3 separate regions of the Mus musculus genome follow, and all the other regions are linked to region 2. The links are chromatin loops, found by intact Hi-C in ENCODE. Cell type or tissue: left cerebral cortex. All regions are shown on one strand. Links, peaks and the distances in the headings refer to the core of each region. The heading gives the core; the rest is flanking DNA. Region 1 overlaps Tox2 (TOX high mobility group box family member 2). Region 2 overlaps Tox2 (TOX high mobility group box family member 2). Region 3 overlaps Tox2 (TOX high mobility group box family member 2).

Region 1 (7,601 bases), core at 1,275-6,274, 66 kb after region 2:
GCTGCAACCCAGCAGGGCCAGTGGCCCCTGTTCCATGGCCCTTGAAAGCCCAGATCAGGACCATCAATCACACACAGGACAAAGACAGGCAGTGTCTTCCGCTGTTGGCACTTTGTTGGCTGTCACAGCAGGCCACCTTGACAGGCACTGAGCTGCCCACCCCTGCAAGTATACAAATGACTCTTCTATGCAAAGTGACCGAGGCAATCAGCTAGAACTGGACCCCTGCATGCCAGGGAAAGACCTTGAAGTCCATTGCCTTGGATCAACGACAGCCTGCCTCAGAGAAGCCCTCTACAACCTTCCTCGCCTAAGTGGCTTTGTCTCTGCCTCCAATGGGGTCCACAATCCTGTGTTGGAGAATCTGCCACTTCTGGATTCTGGAAGAACTGCCCGCCATGGGGAACAGGCGCAGAGGGAGAAACCTGGGCCCTGGAAGCAGCTACCAATGCGTGAGCTTCTGCTAGTGTCCCTACTTCTGAAACTCCTCATCTGTGAAACGAGGATAGGACAGGGGCCCTTTCCCCACATGCCACCAGCTGGTCCCTTTTCCTGGAGAGAGGCATTTTTACAGCATTACCCAGGAGCAGAGATAGAGTCATGCACACACTTTTGAGTGAGCGCCATTTGAGGGTTAACCTGTCTGGACATCGGCCAGAGCTGAAGGAGAGAACACCCACATCAGCTTCATCCCGTAGTGGCTCTGAGACGTGAACTGCACACATGCACACAGGGTCAGTCTCAGCATGAGGCATTGCTGTGGCCTGCCCTTAAGAGACACAAGGAAGCGAAGCTTTCTGAGTGAGATGGCCTCCACTGGGCCAGGGGCAAGAGTGTGGAGGGTCATACCTGCCGAGGGCTACATGTCTATACTTACTTTGTCTTCCAAACTATAACACTCTGTATATTGTTCTGTGTCTCATTTTTCTGATGAAAACACACCTTGGAAAAGCGCTCTATATGAGAATGTAATTGCTTCTGCTAGGCCCCAGAATCCCACACTAAGAAGGCAGCAAGGAGCCTCAACTAGCTGAGTCTATGGCCCAATGCACTCTCTCTCCTTCGTATTTCAACATGGCTGCATTAGTCACTGCACCGGGGTGTGAGTTTCTCTGTGGCACTAATTTTCATGAGTACAGTTATGCAGATGCATGATGTAGAACTCCACACTCCCTCAGCCGTGTAGATGTCTATCCAAGCCCTTCCCTCAAAACTGTGCACAGCAACCTTGCAGGAGGCAAGCCCTACCTCTGTGGGCTCAGAGAGCCAGCCTCCCCTGCTGCCATCTCCTCTCTTTTCCACAGCCTGTAACCTTCTAGCCCTCTCTATCATTCCTTCATTTGCCATGTACACTGCTCAAATTGGATTCCCTACCACACCGAATGTGCCCAGAGATCTGGGACTTCAAGCTGTGTTCGGAGGAGGAGCTTCACCAGGGAGCTGAGACATTTTTTACAATAGCAACTAAACAGGGTAGTGTAAGTTAATACATACATAATGACGTGGAACAAGAAACCAGACTGGACAATGCCCCCTGAAATTCTGTGCAATAGATATCTATTATGAAACTCTGGCTAGTATATAACTAGCAGCCTCTCTTTTTTTTTTTTTTTTTTTTTTTGTATACAGTGGGCAAGTGACAAAGAGAGTGACTGTGCCCGAGTCATTCTGAGTGGCATGCTTTCTATGTAGGATCTCAGCAGTTCAATGAAGTCAGCATCCTTTCTCCCATTCAAAACCAAGGAAATACGAGGACAGGGTCAGTCACTCAATGGGGGGAAGAGACCACACAGGTGTCATCTTGTTTGCCTTGCCTGGTTTCTCCCCAATCACGTTCCAAGCTCCCTGCAAACAGAAACAAGGCTTTTCTAGATCCTTCCATGTCATCAACAATCGGCCCAGGGCCCTAGACATAGCAGATGCTTGACAAGTGTGTTGGACACTTGGGGGAGAGGGAAGAGTCGTCCAGAGTGAGCAATAGATGGTGGCCTCAGGATAGGAAGCCCTGATGGAGGGTTTGCCAAGAGGTTTTAGGGCAGTGAACTCCTGTGAGGTCACCAGAGAGTCTCACAAATAGACTCATTCACTTGTTCATGCATCCATCAGCTCAAGCAACATGTAGGAAAGAGCTGTCACATTTAGAGTGAAGCTTGCTTTGGCTTAAAGGAAGGGCTTGGTTAGTGGACTGCTCCTTGAGAGCCTCAGCCCTTTCCCTCTGCCTCAGTTTGGAGAGTGTTAGGTATCTCACAGTGTTCTGAAGTTTACTGGGATGAACAGCCGTGAACAGGGGCTAAGGCAGAGGGAGAGGGACATCGGCTGTCTGCCCATCTCTGTCAAATCTGTACTGAGCAGAGACCTTGGATCCAGGGAGAAAGGGAGGGGTGGGCCTCAAGAACTTGGGGCGGGGTTGGGGGAGCTGCCTTCTACTTCCTTGGCCTCTAGAAACAAAGGACTGAGACTTCTTCCTGTTCTCCTTCTTGTGGAGGACTCTTTCTGGAAAAAGAATGAATAAGTGAAGGAAAGGTCACAGAACGATCCCTTCCGTAAGAGAGGGCAGGACCACCTTCCTTCACATGTTTCTGTGTTTATAGACCAGATGGAAAATTCTCACATCTCCACCACCATCCAGGACATGCCGAAGTGAGCCAAGAGTACAGACACACATATGCCACAAACCTGAGTTTGTGTGGACCTACATCGCACAACTCAGTCCCATGGGTCTCATATCCAGTACAGGGTACATTCTCACGCTGTGAGAAACTGGCACACAGTCCTCAACACACACACAAGACAGGAGGGGGTGCCAGATGCAGAAAAACACCAGGCACCTGCAAGTGTTTGCTGGAACTCACATACGTGTGAACACAAACACACATTTCTTGTTCCCAGAGACACACACTCAGTGACAGCACATGGGCGGAAACCCTGTGCACACCTCACAATTTCCCAGATGCCAAGAGTCATTGTTCACACTGCACAACCTTCTGTGTGCTTTTAAATGTGCAGAAGAAACATGGGGGGCGGGGAGGGGGGGACAACAGCCAAAGAATCGCTATGAGACGTCAGAACATCCTCTTACCGTTGCCTGGAATAGATTAATTTTCCCCATTTCATATTCTAATTATAATCCCTTCTCTACTGCCATCTTCAGCCCTCATTACAGCTGGAAGATTGTTCTGCAAAAGCCAGGCCCTTCATCTTCTCTTCCCAAGAGTTTTGTCATGGAAATGAGTTTTGGAATCTGAAAGAACCCACATTATTTTTTTCAAATATCGAATGTGTAGGGATAACCCTTTCATGTCAGCCACCAGGGATAGGTTCCCAGAGGCTTCTAAAGGGGCTGACTTGTTCCACACTGTGTGGTCGCCTCAGGGATAGGAGCTCTTAGGCCTCTATTGCAACAGCCACCTCCCACCCCCAAACCTAAGCACATTGTGTTTCCCCGAAGGACTGTTTTTATCTTAAAAGATACCTAACGAAAAAGCAGCCAAAGTGAGAAATGAGGATCCCTGATCTGATAGAGACAGAGCCCAGCTCCATCTGTCCCACCGTAGGCAAGTTCCTTCCACATAAGCCTTGGCTTCCCCACTCTTCCAACCTACTGCCTCTGATTCATGATAGATAAAAATATACATCTTTCACAGATATGTGCTATGAGATGGAGACACATGGGAAGTGAGCCGATGAGAGAAGGGAGGAAAACAGTGGAGGGATTGATGCAGGAACAAACAAATGGGGAATGGATGATGGAGAGACAGGTGGATCAGCAGAGGCAGGGCTGATAAAGAATGGGCGGACTGATATAGGAGCTAATGAATGATGGATTAAGGCAGGGATTTAAGATGGTGGATTAATGGATGGGTGGATGGCTAGATGCAGTGACAAATGAATGAATATGTATGTACAGATTGATGGAAGGATAGATGTATGTATGTATAAATGGATGCATGGATGAATGGATGGATGGATAGATAGATGGAAGGATGGATGTATAAATGGATACATGTAGGTATGCATGGATGTATGGACAGATGGATGGAAGGATGGATGTATGGATGTCCATATGTATGTATGTATGTATGTATGTATGTATGTATGTATAAATGGATGCATGTAGGTATGGATAGTGTGTGCATGCATAGATATAGATAGATGAAGAAACCAAAGAATGATTAGCAAATGAATGGATCTATAGGTGTATGGATAGACAGATCACTTGATGATCAATTGATACAGAGTAAGGAATGAATGATGGACAGGCAGCTAGATGAGTGGATGATGGATGGATGGATGGATGGATGGATGGATAGGTGGATAGATGAATGGGTGGCGAGATGGAGGAGGATACATAGATGGATGACAGCATAAATTTCACTGCCCAGTGAAAACAACATGATCCATAAGTGTGAGCCACACATGTAATTTACGTTCTCTCGTAGTTGTAATTTAAGAACAGTTCAAACTCACTTTGATGGTGTATTCTAGCTAGTCAGCATATTTATAACATGGTCTCGGCAGACGATCAACACTAACCTATTCATGGCGAATGAGGTGGCTCCTTAGTGAGGTAAAGGGATAACAAGGTCGCCACCTGCGGGTGTGATGAATGGACAGATGGGTCGATGGGGTTGGGGTATGCGGATGAGTTGAGAGAGAGGATGAACGAGTGGATATGACAAAATGGCTGAGTATGAAAAGGCAGGCAGATGAAAATGACCAGGATGGCAGATAAAATAAACGAATGTGTATGTGGCGGTGAGGGGAGTCTAGGATGCATGAGATGTGGGTGGGTACCTGGGAGGAAATAGGCTCAGCTCATGAGTGGATTAGTAGAGGGTTGATAAGTGCGTCTGGTACTTTCTCCTCCCTCTGTCCTTTCCCCAAAGAAGATTACATCCTCACAGTTGCTGTCTGTCACCACCTCTCAGGCACTCGTCTTTAGCCAAGTCACCCCGACTTTCCCATTTGGCCCATGAGCATTTCAAATAAAATACCTCCACACTGACCTCATGGGCATGGACTGACTCTTTCTCTAGCACTCTCTAACCATACCAGATATCACCACCACACGGGTCCAGCTCGATATCCCTGGGGGACTCTGACACAATCTTCACTAATCTGATCACCCACAAACGTGCTCCGCTCAGCTTCTCCACTGATCTGGCATTGTCAGGCAGTCCCTTTGTCCCCAGATCAAGCCTTGTTTGGTTTCTATAACATATGTACACATACATACATACACCATACTACCCTGGATGCTGGGGCGGGGGGGCTCTGGTGTCTGTCTCCTTGCCCCTACCTTATCATCATCCCAGAACACTCTCTTCTTCATTTCTCTGCCCCATGAATTCCAATTTTTTTCTAACTTCTGTTTCCTTGAAGGCATTCTGGCAACATGCTCCACCCAATGATCTTGCACTAAAAAGTTCACACTTTTGAGTACACCAGAAAACCCCCATTTAGGTAAAATCAGCTTTGGGCTTAGTTCTTCTCAGCTGTGAAAGCTTTGGTGGCAGTATGGATTTCGGAATCTGAGCACCGCTTCCCCTGTGTACCAGCTGGGTGACCTTTGACCTCACTTCTCATGCTCTCGGTTCCCTTACTTATAAAACAGCAGCTAGGGCTGGGGAAATGTCTCAGCAGATAAAGCACTCGCCCTGCAAGTGAGTAAGGTTCAGAGGTCAGAGCCTCAGGACCAATGCAAATTCGGCAGATTCTGAACTAGTGAGGAAGTCCACCTGTAACCCCAGTGTTTGGAAGATGGAGGCAGGGGATTTTCAGAGAAAGCTGGCTAGTGAGACTAGCCAAAGCAGTGGGCTCTGGGTTCAAAGACCCTGCCTCAAAGGATAAAGAGCAAATGGAGGAAGACTCCATACGCGCACACATGCATATGTGTCTATGCACCCATGCAAACACGTCCCCTTGTGTGTTTGAAGGTACATACACACATGCACAGATTTCAAAAAAGAGTTGCTCTTCCTACCTCATGACAATTCTGGTGTCCGTTATCAGATATCCAATCGTAATCAGATATCCAATAGCAGATGATATCTCTAACGCAGTGTTTTAAAATGTTAACTATTCCTGACAGTTGCTTAGTAGTGGCTTTCTAACTTTGCAATTACAAGCTCACTCATATCCCTTGATCAGTCCCAACCCCGCAGTTCACTCATGACCTTGTCCCCTATGTCACTGAAAAGCCTAGGCCATCCAGCTTGCCCCCGACGCTCCCAATCTTCCCTAGTTATTTATGTCTCACCCATTCTGGTTCCCTTTCCTTTAGCTGGACAGGCTCAGTGCTTCCCTCCAGTTCATGGTCAGATCCTTCTCTTTGAGCCCCAGGTCCAAATTGCCCTTCCCCTAGTCTTGGTCCTGGTTTAAGTGCCAAGTGAGGCCAGCCAGGGCCACTGTTGTATCAAGAACTAACAACGAGTTCCTAAACCCCTATGTGCTTCAGAGCAGCCCCCACATGCCAGGCGCTGCCGATCCTCCTGGGAAAGAGAAATTAGAAATCGTGGGAAGCGCAGGTGTTCAGAGGATGCTGAGGGGTGGTTGCTTGCCTACCATGTGCAAACAGTGCACTAGATATCAGGCGGGGTGTAGTGATCAGACACGGCCCTGCCTTCCAGAAGCCACCAGTCAAGTGGTCTGGTCTTTTTTCCAGCCTTTCAGATGACAAATGGCCACTCCCTAGCCCCAGCTCTAAGCCACAATAGAGGACCACAGACCAGTTCATAGCCCATCCTGACCGCCACGGTCAGCTTTGCATTGGCCAGCCTCTGAAAGCCAAGTGACCAATAACGGCCTACTTCAACAGCCTTGTGGCCACAGCTGGGTCATTTGCCAGCCCACACAGGTTCTCTTTCTAAGTATCTTAGTCCACTCCGCCATGCTTCCCTGAGCATCAATACCAGCCTCAGCCTGACTTGTAACACTAAAGTAAAGCAGTGAACATAGCTCTCATCTCACCCTCAAGCAGTGATGTTTCCTATGACAGCCGTGACAGGGACCAGGACAGGGTTAGCAGGGGAGGAGAAGCAGGGAGGATGGCTTCTCAACAGAGGCACTTAGGCAGGGCTCAGACATAGGAACAGACAAGGCAAAAAGCAGGAACATGACATCCGATCGTTGTGAGCATGCGCCAGTGACCAGCTTTCCAGACCCAGAGCGATGCCTGGGCATCTCATTAGAACCCCCTAGAAATAGCAAGGCCGCCACCAGCAGCCCCACTATGGAGATGACCAAAGTGAGATGCGGGGTACTTGGAAGCTTGCCCAGAGCCAGCCAGTGCTTTTAACCCTGTTCTTAAGCCTGGGTACCAAAGCTGCAACTGTGAAAAAGCCGCTGATTCTCAGCTCTGCACAGAGACACAGGTCAAAAGTGGAGGCTGCACAGCTCTCAGCCCAGCCAGTTGCAAGGCACCATGTGATGTGCCTGCAGCGATCTGAAGAGAAAGGCTCAAAGCAGCTCTCTGCTCCTGCCAGGCCTGCTGCAGCCGGTGACAACTCTCAGTCTGCACGGACAGAGTTGAGGTCTGTCGACAGCAGCAAGAGTGTGTCAGCTGTGATCTGGGCTCTGCAGAGAGCCGGGTATCACATGGA
Region 2 (7,601 bases), core at 1,543-6,542:
GTTCCAGTCTCCCCTGACCTCTGCATGATGCAGAGCACCTGCAGAGCCCCTAGGGCCCCTTGGCAGTTTGCTGTTACGTTGGCATCTGCCCTGGGTGGGCGGGTGGGTGGTCGGCATGCCGTCCATACAGGAGCTTGGTCCAGCTTCGAATGGATCATCTCATGATACAATGATACAGCTCCACGGTAAACACAGCTCTGCCCTGTGTGCTGTGCAACAATGAACGGCAAAGAACACAGACGCTGGGAACCCAGACCCTTGCCAGGTGCTTGACTCTGGCCAAGTCTGACCTCAGTGGGCCTCAGTTTCCACATCTGTAGTCTGTGTAGTAAAATCACCTTCCACGATTAAGGACCAGATCTACTCAAGCACAGAGTAAGCCTTATGTCATTGACGTCTGTCCAGTGCAGTGAATGGATAAATCTCTGGCTGTCATTTAGCAGGTTTTCCCTCTATGTCAGAAAATTTCTTACTGACTTCAGTCCTCTTTCCCCGTAGTAGTTATTTCTGGGATACAAGAAACCTAACCATTTTCCACACAGGAGTGGTCTCACACTGAACATGGAATTAGAACAGTGTGTACTCGTGACCCAGACAAACACAATATAAATGCACCCTTCATTGAGGCCCCTGTGAACATTCTTAGAATTATTTTATTTCCTCTGCATTTATTATTTGCTCTGTCTGATTTGTAATGGCAAATGCCTGTATGTTCTCCGCCTTTTCTTCAGTAAGCAGCAAATAGACCTTTTCTTTTCTTTTCTTTTTTTTTTTTTTTTCCGAGACAGGGTTTCTCTGTGCGGTTCTGGCTGACCTGGAACTCACTCTGTAGAACAGGCTGGCCTCGAACTCAGAAATCCACCTGCCTCTGCCTCCCGAGTGCTGGGATTAAAGGCGTGCGCCACCACGCCCAGCTAGACCTTTTCTTTTATGGGGTTTTAAACTTCTCTTTAGAAGAATCAGTCCTTGCTAGACATGGCAGCACATGCTTGTAACGCCAGAATAGCCTGAGACTCTATCATAAACGAATGAGATCTCCAAATGACCCCTTCTTCCCTGTTCTCTGACAATCTAATATCTCATTTCATCTTTGTTAACCCCTCTTCCTGGCTTGTAAAGATTACTGTTGATTCTCCCTCAATTTTGAATTATATTTCAAAATTTATTTCCCTTGTTTTATGGTCAATAATGTTTAGAGGCTGGGGAAATGGCTAACTGGGTAGAGTTCATGATGTATGAGCCTTAGGACCACTGTTTGGATCCCTAGCATGCATGTAAAAGGGGACACCTAGTAGGACCACTGTTCAGATTTCTAGCATGCATGTAAAAGGGGACACCTAGTAGGACCACTGTTCAGATTTCTAGCATGCATGTAAAAGGGGGCACCTAGTAGGACCACTGTTCAGATTTCTAGCATGCATGTAAAAGGGGCACCTAGGTGCTCATCCTCACATCACATCCTGGCATCGGGGCTGGGAGGCAGGAGGTCAGGGGAGGGTTTCAGGGAAGGAGGAAATAGAGAGAGTTGAATCCTAAGGTCTTGGCTAGAACTGCAAGGTTCAGGGTCAGTGAGAGACTCCATCTTAAAATTTAGAGCTGGGTCAGGATTAGGGAGCCGCTTGGTGGTTAAGCTTAGGGGTGAAGAGTTCCTGTAAATGCCAGGTGGGAGTGGTGCTAATTCCAGCGTCAAAGGGAGAGGTGGAATCCTCAGAGCAAGCTGACTGGCAAGATGAGCCAGATCTGTGAGCTCCGGGCTCCACTGAGCGACCTTCCCTCAATGAATAAAGTGGAAGAATGATGGAGGATAATTCCCGCCATCAAATTCAGACCTGCACAGTCACACTTGCACATGCACACTCACACACAAGTGCCTACATACATATAAACGTGTGTGTGAGTTCGTGCACACCACCCCTTCCCCCCTCACATGTGCACTCATGAGCACCCACCCACACACACAAATGGACAAAGAAAAACGATGAGAGCAAAAGAGACTCTGCTGCTGACCTCTGACCCCCCCGCCACTCATGATGCATGGGTGCCTCCACATACACTCCCCCACAATTAAAAATAATATTTTAATGCTAAACATTTCCCGGGTGTTTCTCATAGATGTTTACCTTGTAAGAATTTTGATTTTTAAATTTATGTGTATGGGTATTTTGCCTGCACACATGGCTGTGTACCACTTGTGTGCCTGGTGCCCTCAGAGGCTAGAAGAAGGCATCGGATTCCCTGGGACTGGAGTCCTGGATGGTCGTGAGCCACCATGTGAGAGAGAGCTGGGAGCTGCACAAAGGTCCTCTTACGGTGGAGCTATCTCTGCAGCCCCAAAGAATATTCTGTAAGACTTTAGTTATTGATCTCTTTTGTATTTAAAGAATTAAAATTCTTTAATTTTTTTTCATTGACAAAAAGAGTTTTAAAGAGGACTCCAGAGATTTCTAAGCGGCTAATTTTGCTTCTCTTTGCTTCATCTTGAATTTTGAGTCACAGAAACGGTGACTGTCTGTACCGTGTGCCGTTTGTACTTCTGAGACTCTGTTAAAGCTTTCTTTGGAACCCAGATATCATCAGATCTTTACCTGTAGCAAAGTCCTCCCAAATGTACTTTCTGGGTTGTGGCTGCATCTGGTTGATGCAGCAGGTACCGGTTACTGACTAACATTGGTCGTATTCTTCAGATAACCTTCTCCATTTTGGCTCTCTAACCTCAGATGAGCTTCACTCGTCAGGGCTTTAAAACTTGTGACCCTTTTACCATCCAAGAAACGTTTACGTGGCTCGGGGTATACAGCAGAATAAAATAAGCACGCAAATCAAACACTTACTGCTGAGAAACCTTTGGGGAAGTTATTGGAAAACAAGTCTTTGGTACACAGTAAGACGCAGGCAAATGCGCATGCTAATGAAGTGGGTATGCTTAATTACGTTTGCATGAAGAATTAAATCTTGGCTAAAGTCTGGAATGCGGGATGGAGAACATCTTTAACATTTCTCAGAGTTGATCGATATTTTGAGTTCCATAATCATTGATGCTGAAACTCTGCTTGGCATCAGTACAGAGCTCAGACTGGCAGAAGTCTGCTTAGCGCCATCTCAGATGGGGTTGGAAATCCTGTCCTAACCCCAAGCCAAAATTCACTAAACAACCTCTTATGAAACACTTTAGCAACTCAAATATCAATTAAAAAAAAAATCAAACATTCTAAAAAATAACCCCAAAAAACAACAAAAAAACGGGAATACAAAGATATACTAAACGCCCAGGAAGATGGTGGGAAAATGTTAAATCTGTTTTCCACAATAAAGCCATGATTAAAACACCATCTTTGTATGTATGTACGTATGTGTTTGTAGGTGTATATGTTTACCTATGGAGGTCAGAGGTCAACCTTTGAAGGGGAGGGCCTTTTATCTGCCGAGCCAGCTCTCCAGACCCCCTATGTTTGCTGTTACTATTTTGAGATTTGTAGAACTTTATGTGTACGGATATACTACCTTCATGTATGTCTGTACACCATGCGTGTTCAGTGCCTGTGGGCATCAGAAGAAGCAGTCCTTCATTAAAAATTCAGTTCAGCAGCTTCCCCGATCCTTCCTGCACCCTGACCTCCTGTCCCGTAACAGTCACTTCATGCGTCACGGGATATTTTTGATACAGCGTTTTCAAATTAAGCAATTTATCTCGTGTTTGCCTTCTTTGGTACCATCTAGATCTAGGTCAAGGGTTCAGGCGGGAGCCACTTCACCAGGAGGGAGCATCTGAGGGTGTCTACACAGACAGTTTCCATCTCACCACTGGGGGCATGCTCCTGTCTCCTGGAGGTACTGGCAGAGGAAGCTGTTCAACTCTACAGTACGTGGGCTGGCTGCCCTCCATCCTTGCCCCCAAAGCAAAGCCTTGTGTGTGTTCAGGTTGAGCAGCTCTGATCTCCACGGGGATGCTTTCCTTGAGGAAAAGCTCAGCTATGCCCTGGCCATGTTCCTCAAAGATGAAGACTGGAGTTTGTCTTTTACTCTCAGGGAAGAGTGTTTTAATGGACTGTGTCCTATTGTTATTGCTGTCGGGGAACATGAATCCTCCAGTTTCATTTTTGGGACATGTCAAGGCTTCACTTAGGACAGAAAACACATCTTGCAAAAAACAATTTTTTTTTTCATGTAAAACTAAAATAATGTGGGCTTGGGGGGTGAGAGAGTAGCTCAGGGTAGAGAGCTTGCCCTGCATGCATGATGCTCTGGGTTTGATTCCTAGCACTGGAAAAAAAAAACTAATTGAAATAATATTCACTGTGCTACATATAAAAAAAAAAAACCTCCGTGTCTATTGAATGTCCTGTTTTGACATCAGCTGTGAGACAGAGAAAACTGAGCTAAAGCCCTCCATCCGCCCCGTGTTTCTATCAGTTCTCCATCAGTTCTTCGGGGCATTTGGCGTGAACGGGTTTGCTTCAGGTACGCCATGTGAAGTCGCTCAGTGCTTAGACATCCCAGAATGCCCTGTCTTCATGACAGCTGCATCTTATTCAAGAAAGCATCTTGGCTCCGGTGACTGTCTCTGCCTTCCATCCTTTTCTATCAGCCGTTGTCATGGTTTCCATACGGTTTTGTTCTCATCCCACACGGTTTCAGATGCGCATCATGCAAACAGCGTATGGGCGAATGCTGGTCCCCAACGCTCTTCTCAATACATTGGGATCTGCGTTAGCACATCAGTCACAAACCCGACATACAGGCTCAGCAAGCCAGCTTCCTTAACTGTGTGGCAAGTTTTAAGTCCCTAAGCAGCTCCCGCTGTCTACCTACAATATATACACGCCATTTCTTCTTTGTGGATTTCTGTTTGTTTGTTCTTCTTTTAGGCAGGGTCTTACCATACAGTCCAGGTGACTTTAAACTCTCTGTCATCACTCCTCAGCCTCTTGAATTATAGGTGTGCACTACCATTCCTAGCTTTTAAGTTTTAAACGAGAAATTGGCATGATTTCCTCTAGTGCAAACTGGCTGTAGCTTGTTAAGGCATCTTATAGCTTTCTTCTCAGCTACTTGTGGCGGAATTCTTCAACCCCGTATTCCTGATTTTGTGAATCATTATCTTGCTGATATTAAAGGTACCTAAATTTATCACCATCATCATCATCATTCTCCTCCTCATCATCATCATCTTGTAAATGCCCTACGTTGGAAACATTCTAAGTCTTATCACTGTGAGGCAGAACACCGTCCATAAGTCAGCCAGGCCACTTGGGTATGGACTAGTGGGTGTGGACAGCAGCCGAGTTCAGCTCTTAGGAAGGATGGGATGTGGCACAAAGCCCTGGGTTCAATCCCCAGCACCTATAAACTGAATTTCGTGTGCTTGTCTGTTACCCCAGCACTCGGGAGGCAGTGGCAGGAGGATCAGAAGTTCAAGGTCATCCTCAGCCATATATAGAGTTCAAGGGCAGCCTGCGCTAGAAACTCTCTCAGAAACAAACCCAAACCTAAAACAAAACCAAGGACCTTCAGGCCTCAGTAAATGAACTCCTGGCTCCCAGCACGCCACAGTACACACCTCCTGGAACCTAGCAATTCTTACCTCTCCCACACACGAGGACACGCCCACTGCAGGGAAAATTGTGAAAGACGTTGACAAAGACAAACGAACGTCCCTTTGCTGTTCTGCTGTGCCCTCTGAGGTTATCTGATTCCATCTGAGTGTACCCCCTAAATCTGACTAGGCTATTCTAATTCTGCAACTTTGTAAATTGTGTGTGTGTGTTGGGGGAAGGAGTTATTGCAACTGGTCATTTTTTTTTGAAATCATTTAAGATTGTATCGGGGTAAAATAAATAAATTTTTCTTGTAGCAGTTTTCTTATTGTTGTGTTTAGGTAGGCTGTGTGTACATGCATATACCATCCTGTGCATGTGGGGATTAAAGGACAGCTTTGCGAGGTCAGTTCTTCTTTTTCAACCTTTGTGTGGGTCCAGAGGGTCAAGGTCAGGTTGCTAGGATTTCTGTATGGGTGTCTTTAGCATCTGAGCCAACTCACCTGCACAGATGCAACCATTTTTACACATACATCTCGGTGCTATACATACACCATGCCTTCATCTTCCATCACTACTATCCATCTCCAGAAGTATCGTTACCTCTACCTATATTAAATAATAGCTTCCCACTCCTGTCTTGCCCGTGTCCCTGGAAACCACGATTCTCCTTTCTTTGTATGTGGTCTATGTGTGTGTGCAGGATGTATGTACACATGCGTATGGGGATGCTGTGCCTCCAGGCCAGAGGAGGGCGTTGGGCACCCTGCTCTATTGCTCTCCACACATTTCCTTGAGATGGTGTTTCTCACTGCATCTGGAGCTCAGCAGACCGACAGCAAGCCTCGGTGATTAGCCTGTCGATGCTACTCACAGACACACCCACTTGTGGCTGGGGATTTGAACTCGGGTCCTCAAGCCTGCGCAGCAAAAACTTATCAACAGAACCATTTCCCCATCCCTTGTTGACTGAACCCTATCTAAGCACCTCGGATAAAGGGAATCAAGCCATCTAAGTCTCCCTTTGTTACTGTAGTATTGCACTTAGCACAGTGGTCTCAAGATTTATACACATCGTACCATGAGTCAGAATTTCTTTCCCCTTTTAAGATTGAATAATATTCCATTGTATGAACATACCAAATTTTGCTATCCATGTTTCTGTTAATGAGACTTTGAAAGATTTTTTTTTAAAGATCCAAACTCTAACATCAACAGTAGATGAGTGTCAGGTGGTAAACAACAGGTTCTTATCCATTAAAACACAAATAAAAATTTCTGGTATATAGATATAATTGACCCTACACTATAGAAAAGACAATTCTAATCATCAAATCCAATTGCTCTATGATATCAACCAGTTTTCTGTTTTTAGTTAATGTATTTACGCATTCCCTGATTGCTTAAGTGTGTGTCTATTTTTCAAATTCTAATCTGAACTCAGTGTAATACCTTACTGGCTCCCTCATTAATAACCAGTTAAATGTGGTTTTAATATGTTTGCACGTTATACTTCTATGAGAGTCACTGTGTTACCTTTAGAAGATTGTACAATGAAGAATTTAAAACTCCAGGACAACTGGAACTTTTTTTTAAAGGCTCACCAAGCTGAGGAAAGTGGAAATGGCCTCCTCAGATAAAGGAATTCTTCTCAGAGTCAGAGTGAATGACGACAGCCTCACCCCGCAGTGTGGGTGAATGAACGAGAGTGAGCAAGGAGCGGGAGAGGGTTCCAACCGGGCAACACGGGCAGCCTCGTACCTTTAAATCCACGTGTAAAACGTGGAGCATTGCTCTGGCGTGCTACTCGTGGGAGAATGAAGGCAACAGCGTGGAGGTGATTTCTGAGAAAGGGAGAGATGAGAGGGAGCCGCACTGGCTCCGGCAGCATTTATTCTGTCAAAAGTGGGGCTAATGCAGAAGGGTGATTCCAGAGGCTTGTCAAAACAGAATACTCAACTCAAGCGGGATGGGTCCTGACGAGCCTGGGATGCAGAAGTGGCTGGCATCTCCATGGCTTAATTGGCCGTGTTACATCTCATGAGAGATTTCACATAAGATGATGCC
Region 3 (7,601 bases), core at 1,581-6,580, 100 kb after region 2:
TAGACATCAATCCTGGGACTCTAAGAAGTTACGGAAGTGAAAGAGACGACCCACGGAGACAACAGGCAGCCACCCAGCAGAGCATCTGTGGGAACCTGTGCAGTGTGCACAGAGTTGGCTTCTCCACTGCTCCTACCAGGCACAGGCTGGTCCCCCATCACTCAAAGACTCTTGGCCATGGCCCTAGTCCTGTTCTAGACTCCAGGTGCTCACTGGGCAGCCCTCCCCCAGTTCATTCATTCACTCATGTCAAGAGCAAATGTCTGCTGATCACTTATCTGCCAGGCCCACTCTGAAACACAAGAGTCCTCTCTTATCCCAGGGACAACATCTTAAGGACCCCCTCAGAAGGTCCAGTGGGAGTTCTTCACTGTAGTTGAGCTGTTGGTCTCTAGGACCCTCAGAAGTTCTCAGGAGACATGTTTTAACAGCAGCAAGCCTTGCTTCTCCCTACCCTGTGGCTCTGGTTTAAAATGAAATCTGATAGTTGTCCCCACATCTGTTCTGGCTACCAGTGTCTTTACCCATGAGGTGAGGCAGCATTCAGAACCTATGCTGTGTTCTACAAGATTATAGGCTAAATCTACCCCTTTATTTTCTTTAAATCTTTTAGCTTCCAGTTTATTTTTTTATTATTGAAACCGAGTTTGTTTATGCGGCAGAGGCTGGCCTGAAACCCATGATAACCCCTCACAAGGTTAGCCTGTCTCAGGTATTTTGTTATAGCAATGAAAAGCAAGCTAATACACTCTTCAAAAAGCATCATCCTGGTGGAGGATCCTCCCATGTGCCACAATCATACAAGGCACCCCAGGCTTTCACTTCGTAATACCTCACACCACACTGTCTTGGAGGGGTGATGGTTGCTGATTCGATTCCCCTTTGTACACAGAGGAGCAGAAACCCAGAGAAAGCTAGTGACATGTTCAAAGTCACTCAGGAGACTGAAGTGAGCAGCGGCAGCCTGGACTGATGCTCCTGACACAGAAGCTTGATCTGAGAGGACCCTCTGGCAAACAGGATGCAGGACTAGAGGGTCAGTGTAACCGTTTGAATAGGAATGGCCCCCATAGACTCGTGTGTTTGAATGCTTGGCTTATAGAGAGTAGCACTATTAGGAGGCACGGCCTTGTTGGAATAGGTGTGGCCTTGCTATAAGAAGTGTGTCACTGTGGAGGCGGGCTTTGAGTTCTCATATGCGCAAGCTACGCCCAGCATGGCTCACGGCTCCCTTCTGCTGCCTGCTGATCAGTATGTAGAACCCGTTGGCTCCTCCAGCACCGTGTCTGCCTGCATGCAGCCATGCCTCACCATGATGATAATGACTGAACCTCTGAACTGTAAGCCAGCCCCAATGATCTGTTTCCCTTTATTGGAGTTGCTGTGGTCATGGTGCCTCTTCACAGCAAAAGAAACTCTAAGTCCGGAAGTAAAAAGCTCCCTGGCAAAGAATCTGGCCTCCTGATAGAACCTCTTAATTCCAGCCAGCCCAGGGCTCCTCCCATGGGACCCTGCAGAAGAAAGCCATGCAAATCTCACCCCCCCACACACACACATATGTTGTAAAGGACTCATGCACCCCAAGTCCAAGATAGGAAGTGTCTTAGTTAGTGTTTCACCGCTGTGAACAGACCACCATGACCAAGGCAAGTCTTATAAAGAACATTTAATTGGGCCTGGCTTACAGGTTCAGAGGTTCAGTCCATTATCATCAAGGTGGGAACACAGCAGCATCTAGGCAGTCATGGTGCAGGCAGAACTGAGAGTTCTATATTTTTATCTGAAGGCTGCTAGCAGAATACCAGGCAGCTAGGAAGAGGGTCTTAAAGCCCACATTCACAGTGACACACCTACTCCAACAAGACCACACCTACTCCAACAGGCCACACCTTCTAATAGTGCCACTCCCTGGGCGGAGCATACACAAACCACCAAGGGAAGTAACCTCCACTTCGTGGTTTGTGCCAAAGGGAGCCTCCAGCCGTTTAGTAACCAAGCTTTCCTAGTTCCCATGCTTACCCGGTGCTATACCCAGAGCTATGTGGGTGGTGAGCAAAATAATTCACCCACTACCACTTACTCACCGAGCCATTATGAGAAGGCACTGTGCCAAGCGCTGAGCGTGGTTCCTGCCTGCCAGGAGCCCACTCAAAACTGTACGCAAACAAGCAAGCCCCCACTACACAAACTATGGCCTCTAACATGTGACCAGCTGTAGCATCACGTGGGGGCTCATGAGACAAACAGATCCTCAGGGCCCACTCACCAGGACCAAAGGAAATGAAATCCCTGGGAGTGTGGCTCTGGAAGCTGCTTTTCAAAACTTACCAGATCAGAAGCTTGCGATCCGTTTGTCTCTGTGGCTAAGATCTCTCTCTCTGCTCTTGCAGAGAGCCAGACTTCAGGTCCCAGCACCCACAGGCCCACAAATGCCCACAACTCTAGCTCTAGAGGATCCAATACCCTCTCCTGGCCTCCACAGGCAACTGTATACATGTGTTCATACAGGCATACAGACATACACATGAATAAGATAATAACGCTTTGAAAAAAACATCAAGCGACTCTTACTGTGTACATAAATTTTCAAAATTTCAGAGGCCTGCTACTAACCTTCCATTTTAAAACTGCAAAACCGGCTGGGGGAGGGCTTGCAGCCTAAGCACACACCCACGTTTGGATCCCCAGACCCCAGTAAAAGCCAGGCATGGAGGCGTACGCCTATAATCCAGTGCTGGTGGGCTGGAGCCAGGTGGGTCCTAGAAGACTGTTGGCCAGCCAGTCTAGCTCAAGTGTTGAGTTCCAGGCTCGAGGAGAAACTGGTCTTAATATACATAAAGGAAGACACCTGTTCAATTGTGCTTTCTGTTGCTATGGTAAACACCACGATCAAAAGCAGCCTGAGGAGGGAAAGGTTTATTTAGCTTACAGCTTACAGCCCCTCACTGAGAGAAGCCAGGGCAGGAAGCTGGGGCTAAGAACTGAAGCAGAAACCCTGTTTATCGGCTCTTTTCCAGTTGGCTTGCTCAGACAGCTTTCTTAAAGAGCTGCTCCAGACCCACCTGCCTAGAGATAGCACTGCCCACAGTGGGCTGGACCCTACTGAGTCAATCAGCACTTGAGAAAATACTCCAGCAGACACAACCACGGGCCAATCTCATAGAATCAATTCCTCAACTGAGAGTGCGTCTTCTGAGGTCTGTGTACAACATTGACAAACACTAACCCTAGCTACGACAACATCCAGTGTGTCAATTTTTGACCTCCACATGTGCACACACTAGGGCAAACACACACACACACACACACACACACACACATTGCAAAGCAGCCACAGAGCTTGTCTCATCTAAACCCTCTTCCCTAGTTCATATCCAGAAAATATCTAGAGATCTATTAATCATAATACTGTATTTTATCCATAGACAGACAGACAGACAGACAGATAAGCTTTGAAAGCAACAATTTGTTCATTGTCATACCACTGGTTACCTAGAAAAGGTCTAGCACAAAACAGTGATTAATAAATATTTGTTGATTGACAGATGGTAGAACATCCCATATCCCAAGCATTACTAGTTATTGAGAGATCCTGGAGAAAGAGAGATGTTGTTGGCCACAGCGTGCTCCACAGGGAGAGCCACCCAGGTTGGCCTTTAGTGTGTATCAAATAGGGATAAAAGGATGCTAGAACAGAGAGGTTAAGCCTCTTGCTGGAGTAGGTGGTAGGCAGTTAATATTACCACCAAGAACTTTCCTAGTTCTTTTTTAATATTACCACCAAGAACTTTTCTATTCTGCATCCCTCACGCCTGTGTCCTGAATCGCAGAAGTAGGCAATGTCCTCCAGAGGGTACATGGTGGGAATGAGGGTCAGCCTGGAGCACTGACTGCTTCTCTAAAGGACCCAGGTTTCCTTTCCATCACCCATGCTGGGGCTCACAACCATCTGTTAACTCCAGTTCCAGGGGGATCTGATGCCCTCTTCTGGGCTTGATGGGTACTGCATGCTCATCCTGCACATGCATACAGGCAGGCAAAATACCCACAGTCATAAAACAAAAATAAATAAATCTTACAGAAAAAAAACTGTAAAGAGGGTACCAAGGCTCAGTGATAATAGACAATTTGTTCCCCTTGAAAGAAGACTTGTAGACGGACATTCACAGTAGCTTTATTTACAATTTCCCCAAACTGGAAACAAACCCAAATGCCCATCCACAGATAAAGTGACCAGTTGTATTATATTTACACGATGCAATATCACTCAGTGACAAAGTGGAACAACACACAAACACACACACACACACACACACACAAAAGATGAATGCAAAAAACAGATTGAGCTAAAAAAAAAAAAGAAAAGAAAAGAAAGAAAAGAAAAGAAAGAAAAGAAAGAAAAGAAGCCATACTCTAAATGCCCATGCTGTATGTAACACACTGGGGCTCATGTAGAGTTCACAGTCCTAAAATGATCCGGAAAAAAAAAAAGGTGGGGAATAGAAACCCGGTAAGAAATTGCTGCTGGGGCAAAGGTAGGGTGCTCACTAGGAAGGGAACAAGGGCCTTTCTGGGGGTAATGGAAATATTCTCTACCTAGACTGGATTAGTGGGTTCATGGGTGTTTATAGCTAACCAAGCTCATTTACATTTTATTCTGTTAGATCATACTCTGTGTTAACAGAGAGCTAGAAAGCCTACAGGCGACTTAGCAGGTAAAGGGACCTGTTGCCAAACCTTGGACGTCTGGGACACACACAGTGGAAAGGAGAGAGCCTCCGGTTGCTCTCTGACTTGAACGACTGCACATGCATGCATTGTAATTTTTTTTAAAGGAGCTAGAAAATCATCTTCTTTAGCTCGCAAAGCCACATATGGAGCTATGAAGCCAGGTTCGCCCTGTCCCAGTGACCTCTTGGTACCAGTCTGTTTTGGCTGAGCTGGGAGCTCCCAGCCTTCCAAAGTCTGAATGGAAGAAATTCAATCCTCCGTGGATGAAACATAGATTTCCCAGTCCCAAAAGCACGACAGAGAGAGATTCACAAGGAGGCTGGACTGCTGTCCTGCTGTGAATTGAGAAACTTGGATTCAGTCTCATCTCTGACTTTCACCTGCTACTCCATGACTGACTTTTGCCGTGTTGCCGTGAAGCAGAGATCACGGGACCCCAGATCCTCCATGCCAGAAGCCAGGAGCCCCGGTGCTTACCAAACAGTTACTACATTTTCTTTTTAAAAAGAATAACGTGCTTGCTTTATACCTACTAGACAATTTTTTCTCATGCATGCTAACATTGCTGTAATTAATAAATTACACAAGTATTTTGAAGCTAAAATGAAGCTCAGTGGCTTTTTATCATTGTGTGTTTGCTCAAACAAAACCCAGCAGAAGAGAGCAGCTAGTGCTCATGACTTTGATTTAAAGAGGCTGGGAATCTCTATGTGGAGGATTGCTAAGGGACAGTCACCAAGGGGATGGTCGCCAAGGGGACCGTCGCCAAGGGCCCTTCCAGGTCAACTGCCCCACGGTTGTCTGACATCGTTTGGGCAAATGCTTGAGAGACAAGCCTCTTGTCCTGGCTCCAGGAACAGAGTCCCCAGTGTGTGGGCTGTGTCCTGGCTCTATAACCTATTTTACAGCACCTCCCAACACAGGCGCGCGCGCGCACACACACACACACACACACACACACACACACACACACACACAGAGTGGCTATTACACCTTAGGTCTCCAACTCTGATAGTGAGCCTCTGTAAGAAACCTGGACATTTTCTTTTCCACAATCATCAGTTTCTGGTGTCAGACAAAAAAAAAAAAAAAAAAAAAAACGGGGGGTGGAGTTCCTGGTCACAGTGAACCTCAAGAACACCACGGAAGGCCACAGCACACTGGGGAATCTGTCAACAGGAATCTGGATTCAGGCTGAGCCAGGTGCCCCATCACCCCAGCCTGAAGGGCTGAACCTGCGGGTCTCACATCTAAACCCATGCTCTGCACCTTCCTTTCCAGCATTCTGGTGGCTTTTCCCACCCCACTATCCTCAAAACTTCCTCAGCTGCAGGCCAGGGTCTTAGTGCACAGATAGAAACCAAAATCTCCACCCTCCACTTCTGTGCCCTTCCCAGCAGGTTGCAACCTCGGAGGTTCTGGTGCTGAGTCAGAGGTTTCTAGAGCTTCCGAATAAAGAGGTGGCGGTAGCGGGGATGGGGGTGGGGGTTTGGGGTTGGGGGGTGGGGGTCGGCAGCGTCCTACTTCCCAAAGGCGGCGGCGGGAGACAGGCCCCACTCTGGTGGCGCTTGCAGATACATCACTTCCCAAAGACCTCTTCCAGCTACCCTGCCCCGCCCCCAGCCTGGGTACCCAGACTTTAAGGCATAAATCCCCAATCTCCACCGCGGCCACCAAACCAGAGGGTGAACCCCGTTTTGCCCATTCGATATTTTAAACAAAGCCAAGGGCAGAAGATGACCTGCCGCCCCATCCTTCAGCTTCTGGTAAAACTCCACTTGCTGGTTTTAATCCATTTTCCCACCACCACACTGGAAGCGACTCCGGAACCCGCCTTCTCTCTAAGGCACCATCCCCCCTCTCAGGCTTCCAACTTTGCGGATCAGCGCACAAAAGATAATCTGCTCTTCCCCCCCCCCCCCCCCACTCCGAGAGATGCGCGCCGCCCACCTCCGCCCCGGGACGCCCCGGCCTGCGTGGCCCGCGCCGCCCGGACCAGGGCGAACTGCAGAGGGCTCCCGGCCGCAGCCGCTCCCTTAGGGCCTGAGGATGCACTTGCAGAGAGGCCCAGCCCCGGAGGCCCAGCGATCGGCCGGACGCTCGGCTGCTGCAGCATCCCGACAACATCCCCGCAGCCAGGGGCTGCGCGGACAGCCTGTAGGGAAGGGACAGACCCCCAGAGGGTCATGGATCCAGCCACCCGACGCGCACTCACCACGCAGCGCCGCGGAGCCCGCGCGTCTACGTCCCGACCGCCCGGAGACCCACGCGCGCTGTTCAATCCGGGCTCCGAGTGACGAAAAGCCGCGCTCGGCTCCAGCCTGACCCCGACCGACGCACAGACCCGGGGACGCACCGACCGTCTGGCGTCCGAACTAAGTTTCAAAGTTCCCTTCCCTGCGAGGGAAGGGGACTCAGACAGCGCCGCTGCCCCTGACCGTGCCCGCTGAGCTCAAAGGGGAGCTGGGGTCCGATGCCCCTGGTCCTGGGATCCAGGCACTACCTCCCGGGGGCGCCGCGCTGTGGGGCCCTGGCTGGAGTTGAGCACAGAGAACCTAGAAAAATGGTGGGGACGGGGAGCGAGAGTGTACCTCCTCGCTGCGGCTCCAGCCTGGAGGGACGCTAGCTCCCCAATCCAGGGAAGGGATAGGCCTTGATTGGACGACACCGGCATAAAATCAGAGGCGCCACGGGGTAGTGACGGCCAATTAGTAAACGGCCCAATTAATGCTCAGCGCCGAGAAGTTAAAACCCCGACGCGCGAGTGTGGACAACCGAGGGGTGGGGGCGAGCAGTGGAGGGTGCTGGAGCCTGTGACTGTCCCTGGGTGTGTCCGGGTGTGACTAGGTGGCCGTCAGGGCGATTTGTAG

What was found. Peaks named below come from ENCODE experiments on the same cell type or tissue, not always from the same donor. Only the 100,000 strongest peaks of a DNase experiment are listed, where the experiment ranks them.
Region 1: a loop joins it to region 2, with 1.8 times the contacts of the local background. A loop is called at or near these places in 2 of 42 quality-filtered maps.
Region 3: it touches region 2 in a loop (2.2-fold over the local background); 5 of 42 quality-filtered maps call a loop at or near these places.

The regions. Positions count from the first base shown.
Region 1 is chr2:163,240,041-163,247,641 of GRCm38, reverse strand. The region is part of intron 1 of Tox2 (TOX high mobility group box family member 2); the gene reads right to left. Among named protein-coding and RNA genes, the nearest start is that of Tox2, 41 kb to the right of the region's middle. In left cerebral cortex, for the core only: no CTCF peak of the experiment used is centred there; DNase peaks (open chromatin) are centred at 2,887 and 3,538; H3K27ac peaks cover 1,376 bases.
Region 2 is chr2:163,306,564-163,314,164 of GRCm38, reverse strand. The region is part of intron 3 of Tox2 (TOX high mobility group box family member 2); the gene reads right to left. Among named protein-coding and RNA genes, the nearest start is that of Gm35750, 46 kb to the left of the region's middle. In left cerebral cortex, for the core only: a CTCF peak has its summit at 3,800; DNase peaks (open chromatin) are centred at 3,061 and 4,598; H3K4me3 peaks cover 496 bases; H3K27ac peaks cover 368 bases.
Region 3 is chr2:163,203,862-163,211,462 of GRCm38, reverse strand. The region is part of intron 1 of Tox2 (TOX high mobility group box family member 2); the gene reads right to left. Among named protein-coding and RNA genes, the nearest start is that of Tox2, 4.5 kb to the right of the region's middle. In left cerebral cortex, for the core only: a CTCF peak has its summit at 3,996 (motif pointing left); DNase peaks (open chromatin) are centred at 2,128, 3,980, 5,522 and 6,530; H3K4me3 peaks cover 711 bases.